Regions from separate parts of the Mus musculus genome. Here regions 2 and 3 are each linked to region 1. The links are chromatin loops, found by intact Hi-C in ENCODE. Cell type or tissue: left cerebral cortex. All regions are shown on one strand. Links, peaks and the distances in the headings refer to the core of each region. The heading gives the core; the rest is flanking DNA.

Evidence for each region. Peaks named below come from ENCODE experiments on the same cell type or tissue, not always from the same donor. Only the 100,000 strongest peaks of a DNase experiment are listed, where the experiment ranks them.
Region 2: a loop joins it to region 1, with 2.7 times the contacts of the local background. A loop is called at or near these places in 6 of 42 quality-filtered maps.
Region 3: it touches region 1 in a loop (8-fold over the local background); 40 of 42 quality-filtered maps call a loop at or near these places.

What each region holds. Positions count from the first base shown.
Region 1 is chr6:87,097,640-87,105,722 of GRCm38, reverse strand. It overlaps D6Ertd527e (DNA segment, Chr 6, ERATO Doi 527, expressed), which reads right to left and starts at 977. Exons shown (of 2, transcript NM_001167937.1): 1 at 881-977. The coding sequence starts at 897. In left cerebral cortex, for the core only: CTCF peaks have their summits at 3,963 (motif pointing left) and 4,269 (motif pointing left); DNase peaks (open chromatin) are centred at 4,301, 5,310, 5,581, 5,996 and 3 more places; H3K4me3 peaks cover 484 bases; H3K27ac peaks cover 795 bases.
Region 2 is chr6:87,231,764-87,239,846 of GRCm38, reverse strand. The region is part of intron 12 of Antxr1 (anthrax toxin receptor 1); the gene reads left to right. All of the region lies in intron 3 of Gm38851 (a long non-coding RNA gene), which reads right to left. Among named protein-coding and RNA genes, the nearest start is that of Gm38851, 13 kb to the right of the region's middle. In left cerebral cortex, for the core only: a CTCF peak has its summit at 3,459 (motif pointing right); a DNase peak (open chromatin) is centred at 1,552.
Region 3 is chr6:87,318,503-87,326,585 of GRCm38, reverse strand. The region is part of intron 1 of Antxr1 (anthrax toxin receptor 1); the gene reads left to right. Gm34090 (a long non-coding RNA gene) reads left to right here. Exons shown (of 2, transcript XR_001785289.1): 2 at 1-3,519. Among named protein-coding and RNA genes, the nearest start is that of Gm34090, 9.5 kb to the left of the region's middle. In left cerebral cortex, for the core only: a CTCF peak has its summit at 2,991; DNase peaks (open chromatin) are centred at 2,997 and 5,950.

The DNA.
Region 1 (8,083 bases), core at 1,431-6,430:
CAAACCAATGGAACCAGGAGACTCATCAGCCAGAAGCTGACCTGGGACAGTGCAAAACAAGGAGAGTCTGGGCTTAGGAAGGACTATGCAGAGAGAGCAAAACCTAAACCCTGTCCCATAGAGGGTACACTGAAGGGGAAAGGTGGGAGGATGCATTCCAGGGTGGGCGTGCTACGGAGTTAGAGGACCGTTCTGTGAGGGAAGGTCAGAGAAGCATAAGGGAATCCAAACAGCTATCTCCCAAGCCGGAGTCTGGAGGCAACACTGCTATGCACTGCCTTGAGCAGCAGGTCTCCCTACGATGGTACTCAGCCATTCTGTGCCCCCAGCTCTTCAGCTGGTGTCTTGGCACACCACCACCACCACCACAGTGCCAGCACCCACTGTCGCAAGAAGCCCAAGGAGACACCCCGAGTCCACAGCTCCAGTGATGTCACAACTGACATCACCAAAAACACGGGCAAAATGGCAACATAATTCAGAGAAAGATGGCAGACCCATAATGGTCTTCACCCTGGCAAGTGAATCTGGAACTGCAAGCTGAGGCTCACAAGAGAAATACTGTGGCAACTGTTGCAGACCAGCCCATGAGTGGGGCCAAGGCAACAGAGCCTGGGCAGACCCAGGATGGCTCATCTCGAGGAGGAGGAAAAGCAGGAAGTTGGAGGGACCAGGAAGAAGTATTGCTGCCTCTGCTGCAAAAAGGCAGATTGTCAACTGGAACTGCACTACTGGGATAGCCAACCAACCACGGGGTAAGAAGAGAGACAAATGGTGCCGCTGACAGAGAGGGCTGTTTGTGTTAGTTAGGATTCTTGTGCTGTGGTAAAACCCCATCACCAAAAACAACTTGGGGAAGAAAGGGTTTATTTCATCTTACAACTTGTAGTCCATCATCCAGAGAAGTCAGGGCAGGAGGTTCCTAGAGGCAGGAACCAATGCAGAGCCCACGGAGGAACTTGTTACAGGCTTGCTCCTCCTGGCTTGCTCAGGCGGCTTTCTTATGCCATCCAGGACCACCTGCCCAGGGGTCAGATGAGCCCTCCCACATCAATCATCAATCAAGAAAATGTGCTGCAGCCTTGCCCAATCTGGTGAGCAGTTTTCTCAACTGAGGTTCCCTCTTCTGAGATGACTTTTGCCTGTGTCAAGTTGACACAGAGCCTAGCCAGCACAGAGGTTTTAGGGGACAACTCCAAGCGGATTCCTGATTAAACAGCCCGGCAAGGTACCGTGAAATCCTCAGGTCTTGTCATAAAGAACAAAATGTCTTAACAGATGAAGAGTTTGAAGTGAGATAACTACAGTTACATCCTGATGACCGTGTCTCTTGAGTGTCAGGATGGTCCTGTGTAACTAAACACCCTAAAGATAGGTTGTTTTCCCGAGTCATGTGACTCACAGCTGCTTGCAACAGCTCAGATTCTGGCTATCTGAAACCTCCGTCCTCCATGCTCACAGCCCTCACAGGGCACACACACACACACACCAACAGGATGGGCAGATGGATGGATGGATGGACGAATGGATGGACGGACAGATGGACAGACAGACGAAACATAAAAATATTTTAAAATCACCTTTTTAAAGGTGGTAATTTCTTAGGGAAATCCCAGGTTTTTTCCAGAAGTTTTCAGAGTGGGTAATCAGTAGATATGGTTCCCATCCTGTGAGGGATCTATAGATTTGTGTGACAACTATCCCAAGTTTGGAAACTGAAAGTCAGTATTTGGCTGGCTGGCTGGCTGGCTGGCTGGCTGGCTGGCTAGCTGGTTGGTTGGTTGGCTGGTTGACTGGCTAGCTGGCTGGCTGACTGGCTGGTTGGTTGGTTGGTTGGTTGGTTGGTTGGTTGGCTGGTTGGTTGATTGGCTGGTTGGTTGACTGGCTGGTTGGCTGGTTAGTTTTGCACTCAGGACTGAGTCTAAGGCCCTAGGTGGCTGGGCAAGCACTTGCTACTCAGCACCCTTCCTAGCTCGGTTTTAAAGTCTGTGGAGCACCCAGCATGGCAGCTCCCTGCAGAGCAAGCAACAGGTGACAAGCAAGATTAGAGCCAGAGACTTTCCAGAAGCCTCCCTCCTATGCAGACACCCTTCAGAGAGACAGGTTTGGGGCACAAGCCTTCTCCAGTGTGACATGGAAGGATGGGGGATGGGGGCTGGGAGCTACCACTCCTATGTGAATTGGAGGTGGGATACAGATGGTGGAATGAGGTGGGGTGGGGGCTAGGAGCTACCACTCCTATGTGAATTGGAGGTGGGATACAGATGGTGGAATGAGGTGGGGTGGGGGCTGGGAGCTCCCACTCCTATGTGAATTGGAGGTGGGTACAGATGGTGGAATGAGGCTTAAGGAGAAGGCAATGCTTTACAAGCCCAGGTGTGGGGAACGGAAGACAGCTGTGACCAGGGAGGCTCAAGTACAGCCATGCTCTGGCTGTGGGGCCTGAGCACAGAGAACTTTTGAAACTACATACACTGTATGAGAAGGTTCCAGACAGGCTGTGTCTATAACTTAAACCACACCCCAGAATCAGGCTTGCCTTTTCCTGGGAAAACTATCTTGCATAAAGCAAAGCTGCAGCTTGGGATCCCTGCAGGACACTGTGAGGCCATGTGGACCCTGATTGTGGATGTTGTGTGCAGACACAAGCTCTGAATAATGGTGGGGGGTGGAAAGGGACCCTTCCCCATGCAGATGCACAGTTCCCAGCCCTCAAGGCCAGGAGACAGAGCTACACCTGAGACCATGGCTCCTAACCTCAGGAAGTAGACCACTGCTACTACTCAGAATCCATCAGAAGGTGAGGATGGAAGAATCTGGCCTTTCTCTCCATCACCATCATTCATGGAGAAGCAGGCACTTGTCACACACACACACACACACACACACACACACACACACACACACCAGAGCTCTAGGGCAGGCAGCCTGCTTACCTCAGAGTCATCAACATTCTTTGTGGGTCCCTAATGGACTGTGGACTGGGAACTGTCCCAGCCTCCCTGACTTCAGCTATTCTCCGGATGCCAAAAGGACTAGAAGCCAGAAAAAAAAAAAAAAAGCGTGGTGAGAACAAAGACTGAGAAAAATACGTGCAAGAGGCTCTCGGTCTTGCCTTCAGCTCTTGATCTCCAAAGCCTTAGGAAGTGTCAGTCAGGTGTCAGATACACGGCAGTCAGAGGACACTGCAGCTGGTGTCCTGGGCTCTCCTCCCAAAGTCAGTCCAAAGAAACCTCTGATCCATAACATGCAAGGGTCGAGCACAAAGAGGAAGGAGGGGGCCTGTGCTGGCTGCTGCGAGGGAGCTCCAACACCTAGGACTTTAGTAGCCAGCTTGCAGCTGCTCCTCTTCCACAGAAAGCCAGATTCTCCTGGGTAATAGTCACCTCCTGCTTCAGTTACAGAGACAGAGAGAAACCCACAGAGCAGGGAGGGAAGGGCCTGGGTCCAGGTACAGTTTCTGCTCAGAGCTGGGTGGAGACAGCAGGACCTATAGACTGCTGGGCCTCTGTGCTCAGAGAACTTGGACTGCTCTGAGCCAGGGGTGGGGCCTTCCAAGGGGAGGGTGACTTGGAAGTCACCAACCGCAAAGAAGGTGTGCCCCCTCCCCCTACCTCTATGGCATTCACGTCTGCCCACAACTTCTACATCGAGGGACGATATGGCTTCACAGTGTCCTGCAGGGAACCCAAGGTGGGCCTTTGCTTCTATGCAAGATGATTTTCTCAGAAAAAGACAAATTCTGGAGTAGGTTTAAATTATGAACAGAAACTGTCTGGAATGTATTTAGTTTTGGAGGGGAAAACAGAAGCTGGGATAATTAGAGGAGGGGGAAGACAGTGGAAAAGGATGATAAAGACAATGTATATGAAATAACACTTTTCATAAGTGTAAGAAAATGTCACAATGTAGGTCTTGCAGGTTCGGGCGCCCCCTTGCGGCCATGTGCTCCCTGCAGCTCTTGGTCCCCAGGGACATCAAGAACCTTAACTGAGCAAGGCTGTGGGAGCCCAGGACCCTCTTAAGGGAACCTACAGTTCTCATACAGGTAAAGGAGGCTACAGGCGAGTTGGGATGTGGGGACAGCGTTGTCTCTCCCTACAGGAAGAAGGTCCGAGGAGAGGAGCAGGGGGCGCAGGCTGTGTTCTTAGCCGGGTCTGCAGCCCCTGATGCTAGCCAGGGTTCCTTCCAGGTGGGTCTTCCTGCCCTGGATTGTCTTGGCGTCCCAGCTCTTTCAAGGGATGCTACCCACTGAGATCAGGGGGCTCTGTCCCCCTCCGTGGTTTCCAGGACTGGTAGGGTGCTGCCCCCTGCTGACCAACTTTCCGTGAAAGAAGCTCCAAGCTGTCCCTTCCTGAAGCCCTCTTCATGGCCATACTCCCTGAGCAGTAAGTACAAGAGGGCCCCAAGAATCCAGAAAATAGCATTTTTCTGGGTCCGCCACACCTGGAGAACTGCGGTTGCTGAAACCTCGGGTACAGTTCAAACAGGAGTGTTGGAGTACTCCCTCCCCACCCCCTACCGGTCTCTGCCCCTTCTCTCTTTTCTAAAGCTCAGGTCTGAGCAACATTGTCGCAGCTCCATTACTGCCCTTTCCTCACACAGTGACAGTGGCTAGACAAGGGGGTAGCAGTGCTTGCTTCCTATAGGCAAGCACCTTCCCTGGAGGCGCCTCAGATCCTCAGGCAAACCGCTTCCGTGTGGTTCTCAGATTGGCCACTTAGACTAACCTACCCGTAAGATTTATAAGGGTCATCTATTTTGACATCTTAAAGCAACAGTCTTTCCAGTTAATGATGAAGTGTTGACTGACCATAAATGAGAAGAGCGATGAGTGACGTCACGGTATTCCGGCCCTGTCTTCCCTAAAGGACTGTGACCACAGGAGTGGCTTCTTTGGATAATGCAATGCCTGTACTTAGAAATGGGCCCTCACAACTTCCCAAGGGCCTAGGGGTCCCAGAAGACAAAGACCTTGGGAGGGCAGTAGGATACTCCCAGCTTCTGGACAAAATGCAAATGTGTTTACTCCAGCTGTTGAAGTTTCTGGCCACTTTCTAAGTTCCCAGGTCAAGGACGCCGAAAAGCACTCCACTCAGAACCTAAATTTCTAAAACTGTGGAATGTGTAGTTTACAGGCAGGGCACTTACCCAGCCTGTGAGGCCCCGATCCCCAGAACTGGCATAAGAGAACTGTCCTTCTAGAGACTGGAGTTGGATGTAGTAACAGTGCCAGCCAGAGCAGAATCTGGGGCACTCAGGATGCGTGGATGCCAAAGCTGGATCCTCTGGCCCCTGGATCTTCCTGTGCCTTCTCCAGCTTTATGATCCAAAAAGAAACCCTTTTTAGCTACAAGAACCCATCTCAGAGCTCCTCTGCTTCCATTCAGTAGGAGAGTGTTCTAAGGAGCCCTCTCACACACTGGCATTTAAAACTTCACAGATAACCAGTCAGGGCTTAAAATGGGGAGGGGGTTCACCCCTAAACAGTGCCCCATGAAGGCTGCAGAGCCTGGGAGGGAGATGGGTGAGTGGAATACAGGTTTTGACTAGAACATGAACCGAATCCAAGGAGAAATCTCTATTTGTGAATGCTCACTTGGGGGGCAGCCCAGCAGACTCCAGCTCTGTGAAAGGCCTGCTTTGTGTTTGCATGTTGCTTGGCCATCGCCCACCCCACTCCCACCAAGCGCCTCTTACTCTCCCCTTCTAGCTATCAGTACTTAACACTCCAGTTTCAAGTGTTTTGGTGTCAGAAAGCAACTGCAATAATAAAATTCTTCCCAAGTTAAAATGGCGTGAAGAGGCCCCTGTGGACTGAGGTTTATTAAATATGAAGTATGCTTGTCAGGAAAAAAAAACTTTGTTTTTATAAACAGTAGAAGTGTTGCCATGGTAACATTGCCTGGTTTGCTCTGCAACCCATAGAAGCCTCAAAGCCAAATTATGGCCGCCTTTCTCTCTGCTTGCCTACATTAGAAATGTCGAAGCCAAGATTCCATGATTTGCCTGCCTGCTTTCCGAGCCCAGAAAATATCATTTTAAAAGTCCTAGGGACGCAGTGGAAACTACTGCCAAATTTTCTAAATGAAAGTCATTTCTCACATACACAAACACACACAAAGACACACTCTGTCTGCCAATTACAGTGTGCCTCTCCTTTTTAAAAAGTTTTGATTTTATGTAGCCCGAGTTTCCTTGGACCTCACAAGCTCTCAGGGTCGATGGAATAGCATTAGCATGTGACCCGCAGTGACCCCTTTCCCCTCTCAGTCTTTCTCCTCCCACCTGCTCACAAAGGCTATGAGCCTCCTACACATTATCCTGAGGACTCTGGGGAGGGAGGGAGGGAGGGCAGGGGGCAGAGAGTAGATGTGGTACTGACAAGAATCCACTTCCCAGGCAGCCTGGCCTATCAGCATCAATGTCCTGTGTTTCCATTGGTGTTGAACCCTCCAGAAGCCAAGCCCTTGATGGTGTGAAGCAGCCCCAAAAAGTACCTCCCATCTCTGTGGATCACACTCTGTGCCCTCTGCCATGCTGGCATTTTTTTTCCCAGTGGTAAACTTAAACTGTACTCAGATGCCCCTGCCATGCAGAGAACCCAGCACCCATCCAATGGCCAGGATATGATGGCTCCTCTTAGGACTATGTCCACTATACATGACTGCCCATGAGGTAGCCATGTTGGATGCATGTCTAGACCCTTATCCCCACACAGTGATTCCCTGAGACACTAAAGAATATAAGCCCCCAATGGAGGAGCTAGAGAAAGTACCCAAGGAGCTGAAGGGATCTGCAATCCTATAGGTGGAACAACAATATGAACTAACCAATACCACCCCCGGAGCTTGTGTCTCTAGCTGCATATGAATCAGAAGATGGCCTAGTCGGCCATCATTGGAAAGATAGGCCCATTGGTCGTGCAAACTTTATATGCCTCAGTACAGGGGAACACCAGGGCCAAGAAGTGGGAGTGGGTGGGTAGGGGAGTGGGTAGGGGAGCATGTGGGGGACTTTTGGGATAGCATTGGAAATGTCAATGAAATAAATACTCAAAAAGATAAAAAATAAATTCCAAAAAAAGATAAAACAAAACAAAACAAAAAGAATATAAGAATGGCAGCCACCCTCTGGCCATCTGATGGAGCAGAGAAGAGCTGGGACCCAGCAGCAAAGGAAAGGGCTGCTCGGCTCCAAGAGGAAAGTAAATTGACAGCAGATTATTTTCCTATGGCGCGTCCCACTTCAGTGTTTGCCACATTGCGCTCCATGGTCCAACCCTCTAAAGGGTGGGAGCCTTGGTAACAGAAAGTCAATGGATGGATACTTTCAAGCACATAAAGTGGGAGAGTTATAGCTGAGCATGAAAGATGGCTCAGAGATACCAGGGAAATGACCTGGCATGAAATCAGACCCACAGATGCTGCTGCTGCTGCAATAAATCAAGTTATCATTGTTTACCACATTTGGTCAGACTTGGGGGTTTCTCTGTTTTTCTTATTTGACTTGCTATAGATTTTGCTCTCTTTTTAAATGTTTTTAAAGTTCTTAATAAAGCAGCAGGCCTGCCCTCTCAGATGCCTACCCCCACTCACATTCCTAATGAGCTTTGCCTCTCAGGTGTCACACACATTACTGCACTGAAAGACCTTTTTTCGACATTTAAAAGCTTTAAGACTCCAGTTTATTATCTGCTTTCAGTGTCAATGCAAGCTCCAAGTCACACATCTCTACTGCCATTGAGAGGAGCTGGAATCAAGTTGGCAAAGGAGAGGACATTCTGGAGGTTCTGTCCCCAGACAGGAAAAGACACCTCCATTCTGCTTTGGTGCCACCCACAGAGCAGGGAGAGAGAAGCTAGGCTTTTGGAATCCATTAGGATTTCGGCAGCAATGCTTTCCTCAATGTACTGTAAATATTTGAGCACTAAAAGCCAAGAACCCTGGATCTCAGTCCCTTGAGATCAGGATCTGCTGGGGTGTGCAGACTCCCTCCATGTAGAGGTTTGGAGGTTCAAGTAGACATAAGTGGACTGTCCATGTATGCGAACAGTACTGGCTACAACCCCTGAGGGGAGAGC
Region 2 (8,083 bases), core at 1,084-6,083, 130 kb before region 1:
GGCTCTGCTCACTCATCTAAAGAATCCATCCCGTAATCGGGGTATTTGTAGCACCACCTTTATTTGGATATTTTTTTTGCTAACTGAGTGCTTGTTCTCCTCTAGCTCTTCCTTGCAATGGGGGTGCTCAGTGGGTGTATTTACAAAGGTCTTTCCTGGTTAGCCATTGAGAAGCATGTGGCTAGAACTCTTTAGTAATTGGTATCATGTCCTTAGCATTGTCATGGGTAGATGAGAGATAGCAGTTGTGTCCTGAAGCCAAACAAAGCAAAACTGTTTTACGCTATAAATGCACAGGAAGCCAAGTTTCATGGTGGACGTGCCTTTCCTTCCTAATACCTCCTTATAAGCATTCTCCATCCTGTGTGGTAATAAGCCGGTGTAACTGGACTAGACGAAGGGAAATGTTCACTTGACCAAAATGACTAAGGTTGTCATAGAGGAGTGTCACTACTTAGAAATGGTCTTTGCTCGGACATCTGGTCAACCATCCTTTCTGGCTATCTGAGCATTACACTACCAAATTTGATAGCTGTGCGGGGGCAGCAAAATGCCTTCTACTGGAACTTGGGAGCTGACTCTTTTAGAACCAGTCAACCTACAGGAAATGATTAACATACCCAAACCTAAGACCTTGGGTCTAGAGTCCTTCCAGTCTCCTAGTGCTCCAGCAGCGTGGACCCGAATGTCTGACCACACCATAGACAAAAAGTTACTACTCTTGGGTCCATAAGGGCAAGGGAGGTTGGAAAGTGAACAGTCTTTGGACCAAGCTTGGGATATGAAAATACAAGGCTACAAACATAAATTGGTGTCTCTGAAGAGGAAAGGGTAGCCTTACCAACCAACGTGCTGCAGAGTTTAAGTAATTCCCACTGTATCTCACTCCAGCCTCCATTTCCTCCTCAAATGACCTCTGTCTGATTATGATACCAAGTCTCCTGTTCAACAGACTCTTGATTAAAATCATCTCCCAATACATTCCTTTACACTTGACATTATTCTATTATTCTATAAGAAATTACAGAATATTTATTCTATTAGTCTATAAGAAAATTATTGCCACCCTAAGAATTGATATACAAGCCCATTCATTCACCTACTTAACAAAGTCATTGATCACAAGATATTCCCTCCTGGGCACTTAGGACGCACCAGTAGACAGAGGATGGAGGCTACAGAGTGAACAGTAAACATAAGGAATGATTCTGCACTGTATTAAAAAATAATCTATGTGATAGGGAAAAACTAAATGAGAGGGTTTGGTACCTCAGTGAGTGGGCTCCAGTGTAAACAGGGGTCATCTGAGTAGAGCCCTGGATAGTGAGGAAGTTAGCTATGGGACCATAGAAGGGGTGAGGAGGGTGGAAGTTTCCAAACCCCAAATCCCTAATGTTAAGACCCCGAGGCATCTGAGGTGGAGTGAGAAGGGTAGCTGTGGGCTAGATGAGGAAGCCACAGTCAGTGGGGTGGCCGAGGATGGAGGATGTGAGCACGTGGGCTTTGGAGGAGGAGAGCTGCAAGATCTAACTTGCATTTGAAAGCTCACTCTGTGGGCAGATGGCAAATGATAGGAGCAGCTTGGCTATGGAAAAAGGTTCTGTGTTGAACCAGTGGCTGAGGAGTCTCCTAAAACATTGGATATAGAACTTGAGACATCCCCAAAGGCCAGAGCTTGTGGATGGCATGACCACAAGTTGGCAGGAAGAAATCAGGAAGAGGAGGAGACCTGGGGGTGAGGAGAAATTAGGACATCACTTTGCTGGTTACTGTTTGTATAGCCATGTCTGGGTTATTCATCTCTCCTGTACTTCTCTTTCCTAACCAAGAAAAAGAAGACACTAAGAGTTTGCTTTGCTGGCACTAGTAGGAGCATTACACAAATGCTCTCTGCACCATGCAGAAGGCCTGGCAGTTAATCAGCACTCAATAAGTGTTTTATAATGGAGGCTTAAACAAAACTTTTGAGGGAGCTGGATGTGACAGTGCATGCCTGTAAGCCCAGCCCATTGGAGGCTTAGGCAGTAGGATCTTCAATTCAATGTCAACCTCAGTTACACATACAGTTTGAACTAACTGATTCTCTCTAGAGAATCAGGTCCCCTAACCTGGGTCCCAGAGTAACGGAGGGACCCTGATGAAAAGACACAACCATGGTATACACACTATCACTCAGCCACACTTCAGTGGTTAGGAGACAAAGAAGATGGCAAAAAAACCCTCCCAGCTCAAACACAGAGCTCTACTCCCCGTCAGGTCCCAAGCAGAAACTCTAATTAAACACTGAAACTTCCTGGGGCAAAGCAGAGGTTCTGTGGAAGGTGGAAGGCGTGGTCATCCAGAGGTGACTTGAAGTCTCAGGCTAGTGTTTGTCCAGAGGATGTGGTTTTTAGATTAGAAAGGCTCCCCGGGGCCTAAGCAAAGGGTTAGTCCTGTCTGTGCCAGTCCCAGCCTGCCCAGCCCATCACCTGGAAGCAAAACTCATTTTAAAATATGAAGCTAAGACTTTTCTCACTTTATTCAGTGCCCATGTGGACAAGTGTGTCCCAAGTGTGTCCAAGAGCCACGGTGAAAAACTGCTGCCCTGGCCAGAAGTAGAAATTCCATGCAGATTTACAAGACAGAGATTTTTTTCCACTTAAGCACGAAAAGATTCCTATACTCAGGGTAAAGGTTGCAGAGCTGCCTGGCTATAGAGAGTGTCAATACTCAACCCCCTTTCCCCAGGGTTTCCAACACACGCAGGCTGGGCTGCCCGGCCTGCACCCTTTCCTTCCCAGACTATAGCCTCGGGATGAGAGCCGTCTCTGATTTGGTTCAGTACAAAGCAAGTCCAGTTTAGGGCCTTGAGGAGCTTTCATTGAAGATTATCTTCCTTTAAATAGGTATTTTACAAGTCTATCATGTTTTACCCAAAGAGGACAAAATTCGGGAAGTTGTTCAACCAATTTTCTTAAACAGCTACTGAATATCCAGTGTCCTGTTAACAATCTGCAAAGTTGCTGTTGACGGAAGGGGCCCACCAGGCTGAAGGATGTCTAAAGAACAGGGAGGCTGGAGATAGCTCACTCCGTCAGTGCCTGAGTTTGATCTCAACCCACCTAAAAAAATAGCCAGGCATGGTAGTGCACACTCCAGTGTGCAGAGATTGGGACAGGCAGATCCTTGGCTCACTCACCAGCCAGCTTGGCCTACTTAGAGAGTTCCAGGTGCCTCGGATGAGAAGCACTTTCAAAAAGAGTGAAGCAGACAGCACCTGAGAAATGGCACCAGCGGGTATCCTCTGGGCTCTGTCATGCCCACACACGGATGTATTCAGAGAGAACGGGTTGCCTGAATCAGGTGTAAAGTCTGTAAGATTTCAGAGAGGAGGGGGCCAGAAAGAGCCATAAACTGTCTGTGGAGGAGGTAATGCCACAAAGTGATCTTTAAAAAAAAAAAATATCCGATAAGTGCAGGGACATAATGAGCAGAGGCTCTGCCCAGAGGAGGGCAGCCTTTGCAAGGGCTCAGGACCCCTGCAGATCTGCGAATCACATCTGTTTCCAAGCCTGCTGCCTTTTGATTGAGGCCATTTCTCAACTTTACAACTGCTCCTCTCCGGGACGTGACGTGTACCCACCCTTGGTTCTGTCACGCAGTAAGTGACATGGCACCAGACTCTCACTGCGGGTTAACTGAGAGCGCCTGGTGAGGGTTTGTTTACATTTCTTGCAGGATTGTAAAAAATCACAATCTTCAAAGAAAGGAAGGGAACATAAGGTTCTACCTAAGGCTCTAAGTCTAATTAACCACGAAATAAACAGAGAATGCGCTTCTATTTTCTCCCTAATTTATGTGAAAATAAGCCTAGCCAAAAAAAAAAACCAATAATTTTTTTTAAAAACATGTGATGTCATTGGTCAGATAAAATTTTTTTTGAATGAAGATAAAAATTCAATGACTCCAGCATGAGGCATCAAAGCAAGGAACCCTGAGTATTGTAGGCATGATGTACTGTGGTTACGGAATAATGGAGGGATTAATTCAGGCTATTGAGTGAGAAGCCCTAGCTCCAAAGTCAGGCATGGTGATGCACACCTGCTGTTCTAGCCCTGGAGTCTGAGGCCCTAGAACTGGGCTTCAACATCATTCTCAGCTACATTGTGAGTTCAAGGCCATTATATACTATATGAGAGTATGTTTTTAAAAAAATAAACAAAAAGCCATCCCACCACTGTGGAGAGCAGGCAATCTAGCTGTTCTCAGACCTCATATTACATGGCCCTAATTGAAGGAATGGTAAGTACTTACAGGGACTAGAAGGCATAGCTCTCTATCAATGAATGATGGCCTCGTTGGTTTATTGACATAGCTCTCTGCCCCTTACAGGATCTGTTGCACATCTCCCATGGCAGCTACATGCCTACCCTATAAAGAGGCTCCTCTTAGGGCATAATAAGTCTGACTGCTAGGATAAGGGTGGAAAATCTTTGAAGATGTTGTTTCCAGGGTAACCAGGGGGCAGGAAAGCAATAAATTCAGTTTACTGATAAGTCAACCAAGGCTGGGCTGCAGTCTTCTGGTCTTCCGTTGCTCCTTTGGTATAAAAATGTTTCCTGGGTGCATTAGCACTCAGAATAAAGTAAGCAGTAGCCTTAGGCCAATAGTCAGGCTTCTGGAAGCATGGGAAAGCCGAGTTTGTTAGGTCAGGCATGCTTCTGCTACCTTTGAAATCCCTGCCATGCAGGTGACATCTGTGTCCCCTCCAGTAGTGGCACCACAGGTGGCTGTGCTACAGTTCACACCACAGGTGGCTATGCTATACTTCATACTACAGGTGGCTGTGCTACACAGTTCACACCGCAGGTGGCTATGCTACACTTCACTCCACAGGTGGCTATGCTAAAGTTTACACTATAGGTAGCTATGCTACAGTTCATACCACGGGTGGCTGTGCTACAGTTCACACCACAGGTGGCTGTGCTACAGTTCACACCACAGGTGGCTGTGCTACAGTTCACACCACAGGTGACTATGCTACACTTCACACCACAGGTGGCTATGCTACACTTCACTCCACAGGTGGCTATGCTAAAGTTTACACTATAGGTAGCTATGCTACAGTTCACACCACGGGTGGCTGTGCTACAGTTCACACCACAGGTGGCTGTGCTACAGTTCACACCACAGGTGGCTGTGCTACAGTTCACACCACAGGTGACTATGCTACACTTCACACCACAGGTGGCTATGCTACAGTTCACACCACAGGTGGCTGTGCTACAGTTCACACCACAGGTTCACACCACAGGTGGCTGTGCTACAGTTCACACCACAGGTGCCTGTGCTACAGTTCATACCACAGGTGACTATGCTACAGTTCACCTTTAGGCACTGGATCTCTGCTTCCTTTCTATGGATATGTCCCAGCTCCCAGCTGGTTCTCCATGAATTTTTATTAATGTTTCTTTTTAAATTATTTTTATTATAGTTACATATTAATGTGGGGGGGGGATATGTAAGAGACAGTTCTCCCCTTCTACCATATATGTCCCAAGATCAAACTCAGGTGGACAGGATTGGTAGCAAGTGCCTCAATTTGCAGAGGCATCTGGTGGGCACTCCCCCAAATTCTTCATCATTTCATCCTGAGTCCAGACCGTTCTTCATAAATCTTGGTATTTTTTTCTATAAATATATATATTTGTGTATGTGTGTGTGTGTGTCGGAGAGAGAGAGACTGGGAAAGATCTTCAATACCTCGACCCCTGTAAAGAATTATCTGTCTCAGAGTGTCCGTAGTACAATGGCTGGAAAACTCTAAGAATCAGAATTAGCCCAGGAATCTACATCTTTAACAAGCTAGCCACGTAAATCTTTACCAGAAAAGATCCTTACCTTCATAGCCACCTAAATTTAAAAAGAGAAAAGTCACTAAAATCCATTTAAGAAATAGTTCTTCTCAGCCGGGTGTGGTGGCACATGCCTTTAATCCCAGCACTTGGGAGGCAGAGGCAGGTAGATTTCTGAGTTTGAGGCCAGCCTGGTCTGCAAAGTGAGTTCCAGGGCAGCCAGGGCTATACAGAGAAACCCTGTCTCAAAAAAAAAAAAAAAAAAAAGAAAGAGAGAGAGAGAGAGAGAGAGAGAGAAAGAAGTAGTTCTTTTCTTGATTCACACCTCATCCATTCATGTCTGAACCCCACTGCCTTCCATGCAAAGCCTATATACCGTGTGTCCCTTTTAGAACCCTCTCACTGATATAACTATAGGAATTGGCCTGAGAGAGAGACGATCTGTCTTGCTGAGGCTGATTACAGAGGGGTGTGCCAATCAGAGGCCACACTGGCTGCCCGTATGGGCTACAGAAAGGGCAGGGACCACCACGCAGCATCACCTGAGGAGTTCTGCCCAGTGCCACCACCCAGGCTCACTGCCTCTGTCGATTCAGATCTGTTACCAATAGATTTAAAGGAACTTGGGAACACACAGATGTGGTTGGTTTCACGGTCAGACAGCTCTCTAGGTAAACAGATGCCTGGCATAGCCACCATTGCCAAAAGTTCTTCAGTTTCACCAGCCAGCTGGGTAGGGAGTGAGTCCAGCAGCCTGGGCTGAGAGGCAAGCTTGTCTTCCAACATAATAAAAAAAGGCTGGTGCGCTCTTCAGAGTGCAAATCAGAGAAGACATTTTTCCTTCTGTTTTCCAAGGTCAAGTAAACAGTCTATCAATCAAAACATTCATCAAAGTCTATCTTCGTGATGAATAATCCATACTGCAGCTACCAACACAGAGCATCCTGTGAGGGAACTTAACCCAGGGAAGAGGCCATCATAGCAAACAGAACCAGTGATATCGTATTAGGACCACTGTGTGGAAAACCAGTACTGTGGGCAGGTGGTCAGAGTGAGACTCTGGGAACAATAGCCAGCCCTTGCCCTCCGAAGCTATGACACAAATGCTCCGGTGGGAAAGACACCCTAAAGGTAAAGATTGTACAGTTTGGGGTACAATAGGTCATAGGACCTGCAAAATCCCCCCCTTCATCCTAAAGACTAGCATCTGGGGTTCCTGTCCAGCCTCTCAGTGGCCCTTCCTGCAAAGCCAAGCCAGACAGCTTGTTCCAGAAACACTAAGAGAACACGTCAGAACACACAGACAGCTTGCCTATGAGTAAAACTCAAACCCCCCCGCAGGAAGGAGGCCCTTATAAATGCCAAAGAAGGTAAGACCAGGGCACAAGCTCTGGCCTCCCCTACAGATTTCTACAGCAGAACACTTCACCTCTTGCCCAGCTCTCTCCCATGCCCACCCCTCTCCTTAAACCTCATATCATGTGGATGAGTAGCGGGAGCTCTGCACTGGAAGGATGGCATAGGTGGGGGAAGGGAGTGCAGGGGGCGTGCCTTGAGAGGTATTCTGTGACAGAATGTGGAGTCTGGGCAAAGGGAAGCCATAGACAGCATGTACAGGGCATGGCAGTGGAAGTGTGCCCTGCCTTTCAGTAAACTGCACACAGGGGCATCAAATATGGAGCATCTGGCACAGAGAGAAAGGGCCCTTCTAAAGCAGGTGTGGAGATGCAAGGATTGAACGGATGAGAGGCAGCTGCTGGCTGGCTTTTAAAAAAGCATCTGTCATTGCCTGATTTAGGTGCAGGAGGTCTCTAACCCAGTTCTACTCAAGCACAGGTAGCTGGCAGCTTGGCAGAGATTTGGCATCAGATCGGTGACTGGGCTGGCAAAACTGTACAGTTTCCTTCCACAGCTTAAAGAGTCTGTAACTGAGGATCTACGTGCATGTGAGCTTCGAAGGGTAAACTCAGCCCTCCAGAGTGTAATGGATAAGTTTGGCTTGGGCATTTCGGAAATAAATTTGAGAGACCTTTGTTGCTGATGTTGGAGGGGGCTCCCCTGTGAGATGCAGGTCAGCCAACCTCCACCCCTTCAAGTGAGCTCACGTTTCAGCAGGACTGCTTGAATCACACCTTCTTGGTTTCCAGTTATGCCACCTGCAAGGTGACACTTCTCACTGGACCATCCCAAGAGCCACACAAAATTCAAAGCTTGCTTGGTTAAGCGATGTTCTGTTTTGTTTTGTTTTG
Region 3 (8,083 bases), core at 1,084-6,083, 220 kb before region 1:
GCTGATGTTGCTGGTGATAAGGATGATGGTGGTGATATGGAGATATGAGAGATAGTGGTGAGAGAGTTGAAAGTGGTGGAGTGATGGTGGTGATGATAATGACAGGAATGGTGATAGTAGTAGTGACAGTTCATAACAAAGGCTGTGGTTACAGAGTTGGTGATAATGATAATGGGATGATTGTCGTAGTGGCTGATGGTGACAGGGATGATCATAATGGTGCTGGTGAAAGAGATGATGGCAGTCATGATGCTGGCAGTGATGGGGTGATAATGGTCATGGTGGACAACAGTGATGATGACATCAGTGGTCATGGTGCTGTTGGTGACAACTAACCCAAGAGAAATGCTGTGGTCCTCTAACAAGTGATTCCTCCCTATCTTCCAAGCAATGAGATCATCTGGCCAGGATAAGGGGCATATCATATCTGTTTATTTTTCTTCCTCTTCCCCCTTCCTCCACTTTTTCCTCTTTTCCTCTCCCATTCTCTCTCTCTCTCTCTCTCTCTCTCTCTCTCTCTCTCTCTGTGTGTGTGTGTGTGTGTGTGTGTTGTGACAGGAACTCATGTAACCCAAGCTGGCACTTCAACTCCTGGCACTCCAACTTCTGTGAAGTGCTAGGGGTCCTGGGGTTCACAGGCATGTGCCATCTCTCCTGGCTCAGGGGTGCGTCATTTCAATTCAGTATTTATGAAACTATGCTAAGCCTTAGGAATTGTAGAGCCCAAGATATGTCCTGTTCTCAGGGAGCTCAGGTTTCCATGGAGCAGACAACACAAGAGAGACTGCTAGTGGAATCGTGTGGTTGATAGGAGAGGGGCTTTCACTTTGGACCAGGAATATGGCAATTGAGCGAGATCTTGTCAGACGTTCAAAAAAGCAATGTACAAGAAAGCCAAGTGGCACATACTCTACCCTTTGGGTGTGACAGGGAAAGGCCTTAGAAAGAATTTGCATTCTATCCCTCCTGCAGTAACTTTGGAGATTAGTGATTAATTTCTTTTTTTTTTAAGATTGGGAGTTTCTGAGAACATGGCAGCCAGTGTATGTCTCTATTGGATATATATATCGATTGCCTGTTTTTGTAGAGACAAAAGAATAAGGGAAACTGAAAACTTTTTGTTTTGAGGAGCAAGACTTGAGTAGTTGGCAGGCTGTGTGTGAAGAAGCAAGTTTCAGAAAGCAAGAGAATCTTGTCATGGACGGACGGGGAGAGTCTGAACATGTAGGGCATTTGGGTGGAGACGCTGAGCAGGCGGCTTCCCTGGAGCCTTAGGGCTGAAAATAAAGCTTTGAATATTGTTAGCCCAAGGGCAGCTATTGATGTGGGTGCAGATAATAGTTAATATAAAGACTAAAGATACTAATATAAAGACTTAAGATGTCAGGAAGAGGTGGAGTTTGAAGAAGAAGATGGCCAAGGTCCAATCCAGAGGGACTGTCAATAGTTGTCTAGGAAAAGAAGAAATGGTACTCATATTCGTCTGGGCATGGCAGGGCAGTGGGGAGAGGGGCGGTACAAGGCTGTATCACTGGGAAGCAGAGGGGTGAGTCAGGTGAAGGGTGATCATCTGGGACATTTGCCTCGAAACTCATCTCTTCCTGTGCCTTTGGTATCAGAGGGTGATGTGTCTCATAAGCCAGGTCTGCCCATTCTCCACATGGCCATCACCTTAGCTCAGGTCTCCACCATTTTTACCAGTAGAATGAAATCTTGCCCAAATTGACCTCTTTTTGTACCTCATCTAACCTGTCTCTTGGAACTCTAGCACTAAGTCAATCTGTTTGTTGGTTGGTTGGTTGGTTGGTTAGTTGGTTGGTTTGGTTTGGTTTGGTTTGGTTTGGTTTGGGTTTTGTTTTTTGACACACATCTAATCTTGACACTGACTTCCCTAAGCCCCACCTCTCAGACACACTCTGAACAGAGTAAAGCTCTCTCATGACCAAGTGTGAATGCTTTGGTAAAATACCAGGGACTTTTACTGCCGTAGTCACCATGTAGTCCCCAGGTTCCATTTCTTACCACATCCTATACCTTTTAACCTTACAATGAAATGGCTGTGGGTTCCACAGCTAAGTCACACCCTTCAGCTGCGGAGCGGTTATCCACTCTATCTCCACCTAAGTCATGCCCACTTATCTTAAGGCATTAGCTGTGGGCTTCATATACACTCCCCCAAATAATTAAGAACCTCCACCCCTCTGCATTGCATCTTGACTTAAAAATCTTTCTCTTGTTTAGAGTCTCTCAAGCCCAAACAAATCCTGCCCTCTGACAGCAGCGGTGTGGTCCAGAACATATATGGAAAGGAAGCATGCTTAGTGTTTGTCAGGAAACCTCTCTACCCACACTTTATCTTTTCCATTGCCCTCCAGTGCTCATTGGCGGACAACCCCACTAGAGTACAAAGGGCCTCCAGGGATGGCAAAGTTTATGAGCAGCATCTTGATCCATCTGCTGTCACCCCTCCCATAAAAACAAGTACATCTTCACAGATGACGCTGGAAAGCAGTTAAGAAGAGAGTGTGCCAATCCCAGTTGGAGCCATAGCACTCCAGCAGTCAAACAACAAACAGGGCAAAGTGAGATACATCACTGAGCACTTGTGGGATGCTAGGGATCCTTGTTACCAAGGTGACCAAACATCCTGGCTTGCCCAGGAGAGGCCTGGTGTGGTTTTTGCTGTCCTAGTATAATTAATAGCTTCCTCTTTGTCTCTCAAAACTGGCTCCATTTGGCTTTTCAATTTTAGGGTGATTGTGATTGTTAACTGTCATCAAAGAGAGAACAGATTAAAGACAAACTGTAACTGATCTTCTACCTTCTGTTCTGTTAAAGTGGGCAACAGTCAGCCCTTTAAATGACCCAATTTTAAGCCTTACCCAGGAGCCCCACTCCATTATTTCCATATCAATATATGGAAATTCTGCTATCCTCAACTGTGTTAAGTTCCTCACCATGAACTGCAATTGTCCATTTCCTAACCCCACCATGGGGAGGCAGTATTGCATAGCCATCATGAGCATGGGGTTAAATGCTAAGGTCTTAGGGTTTGGAGCAAAATCATGGTCCAGGAAATGTACAGATCACTGAGTAGGGCAGAGATAGCGGAGCTGGCCACACTCAGAGTGCTAACTTTAATGGCAGTGAATCCCAAGCACAGCGCCTGCTGCTTAGTAAATACTCAGTACAGGAGGAATCTTAGTTATTAGCCTGTCAATTCCAAAAAGCAGACCAGGTATGTGTGGCTGACTGACTGACTGAATGATATTTTGTAAAGAAGCTCGAGAAGATGAAGACAGAGAAGATGTTTAAAAAGAAACAAAGGCATCAAGGCCGGGAGAAGATCCAGCGGTGCTCATTGTCCAGCCTGACAGCCTAACATTAAGAATGATTTTGTTCCTTGGGACTCGTGGTAGGGTAGAACCAGCTCCTGCAAGCTGTCTGCTGATCTCCACTCTTGCACTGTGGCACATGTGTGCTCCCTCAGAGAAGCAAATGTAATACTTTAAAAAAAAAGAAAAAAGAAAGGAAGACATGAATGGCTCTTAGAAGTGTTATCTGGGGGCATCATAAGAGCAAAAGCTAAAAGGTATCGATCTGATGAACTCAATGAAATTCGAGAAAGGGAAGAAAGCTTGTGACTTCAGGAAAGGAAGCCAAATACAGACAGCTTCACCCCACCCTGTCTCGCCATCACCGAGATGTGCCCCATTCTCCCACCAGAGGTCTTGGGAGGTGACTAGAGAGCCTACATCACAGCCAAGGGATGGTGACACACAAAGCTAGTAGGAAATTAATAGGAGAAACAGGGCAGATGGGCGGAGTGTGAAAGAGGTCAGCCAGGGTCTGTTTTCAAGCCTGTTGCCAAGTTTAAGGGAAAAAAATTAGAAAAATACTTTCAAGGAGCTTCTTGAACAAAGCAGGAAATAAATTTGAAGTAAGAAGTAGTGAAGAATGGGACCTGGTTGGACAAGACTCCCTTGGAGGCTACATGCCTCATTGTGCTATCCCTGCGCAGAGCACCTGTGCAGGAGAGCGGGGGGCAGACATACCACAGGGGAAATAACCCGGGCATCTTTAAGACTATGGTCCTATCCAGCATGGACTCCAGGGAAATGCGAGGCTTTTGGCTTTGATTATGTGGCTGCAATAGGGTCCCAAAAGGAGGCCAGATAGAGCATGAGGGAGCCTTGGGTAGAGACCAAGAAAACAAGAGAGAATGCAGGAGTGGTGTGAATATGTCCAGAACCAACCAACAAACCTTGCTAGGATGGATTTTTTTCTTGTATCAACAGTGAAGGTCAAGAGGCAAGTCCACCCTCAATTCTCCCTAGCCTGACAGACGTTGTTCACATTAGCCCATCAAGACCAATCACATTCCCTGTGTTAACTTCTTGGAGGAGCTTGAAAGCTTAAGAGGATACACACAGTCAAACTGGTGTACAGTCGTTTGTTTTACTTTGGAGTTCAGCTACACTTCCTGTTCAAGGATGAAGATGGGGCCTAAAGATTTTTTTGACACCTTAAGATAAGCGATTAAATAAAATCGCTGAGGCAAAAGTAGGAAGTGAACGTTGGTTAGCTCCATCTGACAAAGAAAATAAAACAAGAACTTGTGAAACGGGAGGTAAAATATGAAGTGGAAAGCAAGGGACCTAGGACGATAAAGTATAAAGCAAGGCAGTAGTTAGAGGCACTCAGGAAGTAGTGAGAGGCAGAGTTGGCCATGTAGACAGTGACACTGTAAAGGCGTGGTGGGAAGTCATAGTTCCAAAAGAAGATAGATGCAGTTAGGGGAAGATGCTAAGGGTGACAGCAATGGTCACCCAGAGCGCCACATGCTCCTCAGTGCTGATGTGCAGCCTGGACAGGTCATTTAAAGACACTAGAAGACAACTCTTCTACTTAAAGAAAGCCTGAAAATATGGATTGGATAGGTCCCTCAACTAAGAATCAAAACTCAATATTTATTGGATGAATCTAATACCTAGACTTTTTTTCTAGTTAGAAATTAATTTTCAAGACAAAAAAAAAGAAGAAGAAGAAAGAAAACACATGCTACCTACAAGGGCTTTGAAACATTCAGTGCAAAAAATGTGATTGCTAAAATGCATCTTTTATAATGGATAAAACCATTTTGTTGCTGTCACTTGTAACTGAAGAAAACATCAAAGCATTTTCAGATAGCTACAGATTGTTCTAGAAAGGGGAGTGGTTCCTTGTTGTTGTTGTTATTGTTGTTGTTTTTAATGAAAATCATCCAAAGCATGAATCAAGATTTACAGAAACATTTAAACTGTGATGTTTGTTGCGTAAAAGGAGTGTTTCTGGTGGTGGGGTGTATAGCTGTGATTGTAGCTCTCAGAAGGCTGTGCCAGGAGGATGGAGAATTCTAGGCCCGTCTGGGCTGTACAGCCAGACGCAAACAGCCAGACCCAACTAACAAACTAAACAATAAGTAACAGCACAGCTGCTGAAACCTTTTAAGGAAACAAGCGTCTCGCTGATATTTTCAATGTCCAGTCGATAACTGCACTGACAAACAAGAACCGTCTATGAGAAAGAAAATGTGAAGTCTTCCAGTGAGAAGCTTATACCCCGCTAAATATTAAAGTCCTTGGAAATAATGCCCACATTGCTGAGAAGCGCCCAAAGTAGGGTCAGCTCATCTAAAGAAAGCTGGAGAAACTCTTCCAAGAACAGGAAGTATTCAGAGACTAAAAATGTGAGGGAGAAGCTTAGACTGCTAACAGTGCACCCACTGTGTGTGTGTGTGTGTGTGTGTGTGTGTGTGTGTGAGAGAGAGAGAGAGAGAGAGAGAGAGAGAGAGAGAGAGAGAGAGAGAGAGATAAATTTCTAGGAAGAGGAAACATTTATGAAGGGCACAAAAATAAGTAAATAAATACGACAGAAGATGATTTCCCTGAGCTAAAGAGAGATCGGCTGCTTCTGTCTAAATGAATCACCAAGCACCTCTGCCAAATTAATTTTTAAATGGCTCTCAAATTACATGATCTTAGAAAATTCTTAAAACATATGAGTAAGTAGAAAATTCTATGTTCTTCAAAAAAAAAAAGATTTCTTTACTCCCCCTCAAAAGTAAGACTCAGAATGGCATTATATTTTTTATTCTGCAACATTGATTGCTCTAAAAAAAAAAAACCTCAGTAATTATAGATCTTGAATAAATGTGCCTTTTAAATCCCTCACCTAGCCTCGGACATGCCAATTTCAAAATATGTGCCATCTGTGGGCCCTACTAAAAAGATTATGTGAAAAGATTGGTACCAAAATGGAAAATACACTTAAAACAAGATGTAAAAACAAAAACTCACAGAGAGAAGTATGTAATGGCCCTAACAAGGTTGTCAATATGATTATGGAGCAAAAGTTAAGACTTGGTTGATTTTTTATAGGAGAAAACACACTGTTGTGTAAAATAACCAAAATTTCCCTTAATGCATTTACTTAAGCTAGAAAATGCTGTTAGCTTCTTGCTCCACCCTCTTCCTCCCAGACCCACCTGCTGGGTCATGGGTGATCTAAAACACCCTGGATTTTGATGATAATCACCTCCTGTTATAGGTCCTCCCCCCACACCCCTACCCCCAAGTTCCCTTCAGGAGAGATGTCCTACCTTTCAGACACTGCATTTCCTGAGGCCGACTGGGAGAGAGGGGTCCTTTGGTTCTGGACACACTGGCTCATGCAGTCTGTCCTGTCCTCAAGGGCTGGGAGGTTTCTGTACTAAACTCTCACCGAAGCAGGCAAGAATGGAGACCTTCTCAGTCTGTTTAGGAGGCGACCCACCCGACGTATCAACTGAAGGCAGAATGATCATGGACAAAACTTCCTGCAAAATTTGAATGCACACCTTGAGTTCTAAATTTCAAAAAGCAACAAAATAACAGTGTGGTAAACTAATAGGATCCCGAGCCCTAATAAAGCCATGGGCAGCATGGTGTGTCGACCCCTACAGAGTGTGCCATGACAGCTTCCATGTGACAGTGGAAACCATGGTATCATCTACGCTGACTCTGCAAGATGTCTCTGGATACTTACACATTCTGAGACAGAGAGGATATGAATAATAATTAATGAGGCTGACTTAATAAATATATCCTAAACCCGATACCCCTTAGAGAATAAACTTTCCTTTTAAATGCCCATGCACTATGTATTAGTTCACAGAGAGTGCCTCATGTATCCCAAGGCACAAGGTTTCCCACCCACATGCTCAGCAACAAAGAACTGGGAATGAGCAGCAAAGTACCTCAAACTTCAGCTATAAGGATGATAGTTATGGCTCTTGTGTCAGCATGCCATGAGGAAGACAGGACAATATATTTTTTAAAAAATTAGAAAGACCCAGAATGGAAGAAGTGGCCGTCTAGGACAGAGGTTGGCAAACTATGGCTGAGTCTCTGTTTTTCTAAATAAAATTTTGTTGTAGCACCATCATGCTCATTTGTTAGGGCTCAATGTTGCTTTTATACTTAAAAAAAAAAAAAAAGAGTTGTTGACGTGGAGACCCTAAGTCCTGCCCACTCTTCAGTACCAAGGGGGACTAAAATATTACTGTCTGGCTCTTCATAGATAAAGTTGACTGACACCCCCCCCCACTCACCCTGAACTAAGGAGACATCTGAAACCCATAGGGATGTGCAAAGAATATCATTACCAAGGCCGGCCGGCCTTCTGGGTGTGTGCCTGTGTGGTTGGGACCGGTGCCCTTGGTGAGAAGGGCTGGCATTTGGCCGTATGCTCTGCTATTCCCATCTTGAAATTCTTAATAACTTTTCAACAGGGTGAAAAGTTTTCATCCTGCACTGGTTCCAACAGCCAACGACGGGAATCAAGGAACAATACGTATTTCTTAAGTGCTGTGTTTCTTATTACATATATTACAACTATAATGAAACCCTTGGTCCTCCTGTGCCCCACTGTCTGTCTAGCACAGAGAGGTGGGTGCCATATAAGGGGTGAGGCACTTACCCTCTTTAGACCTGATATGCCACCTCCTTTTTAGCATCTGTCCCCCAACCAATCCATCCCCCCGAGGTTCTCAAGGAGGAGAAGC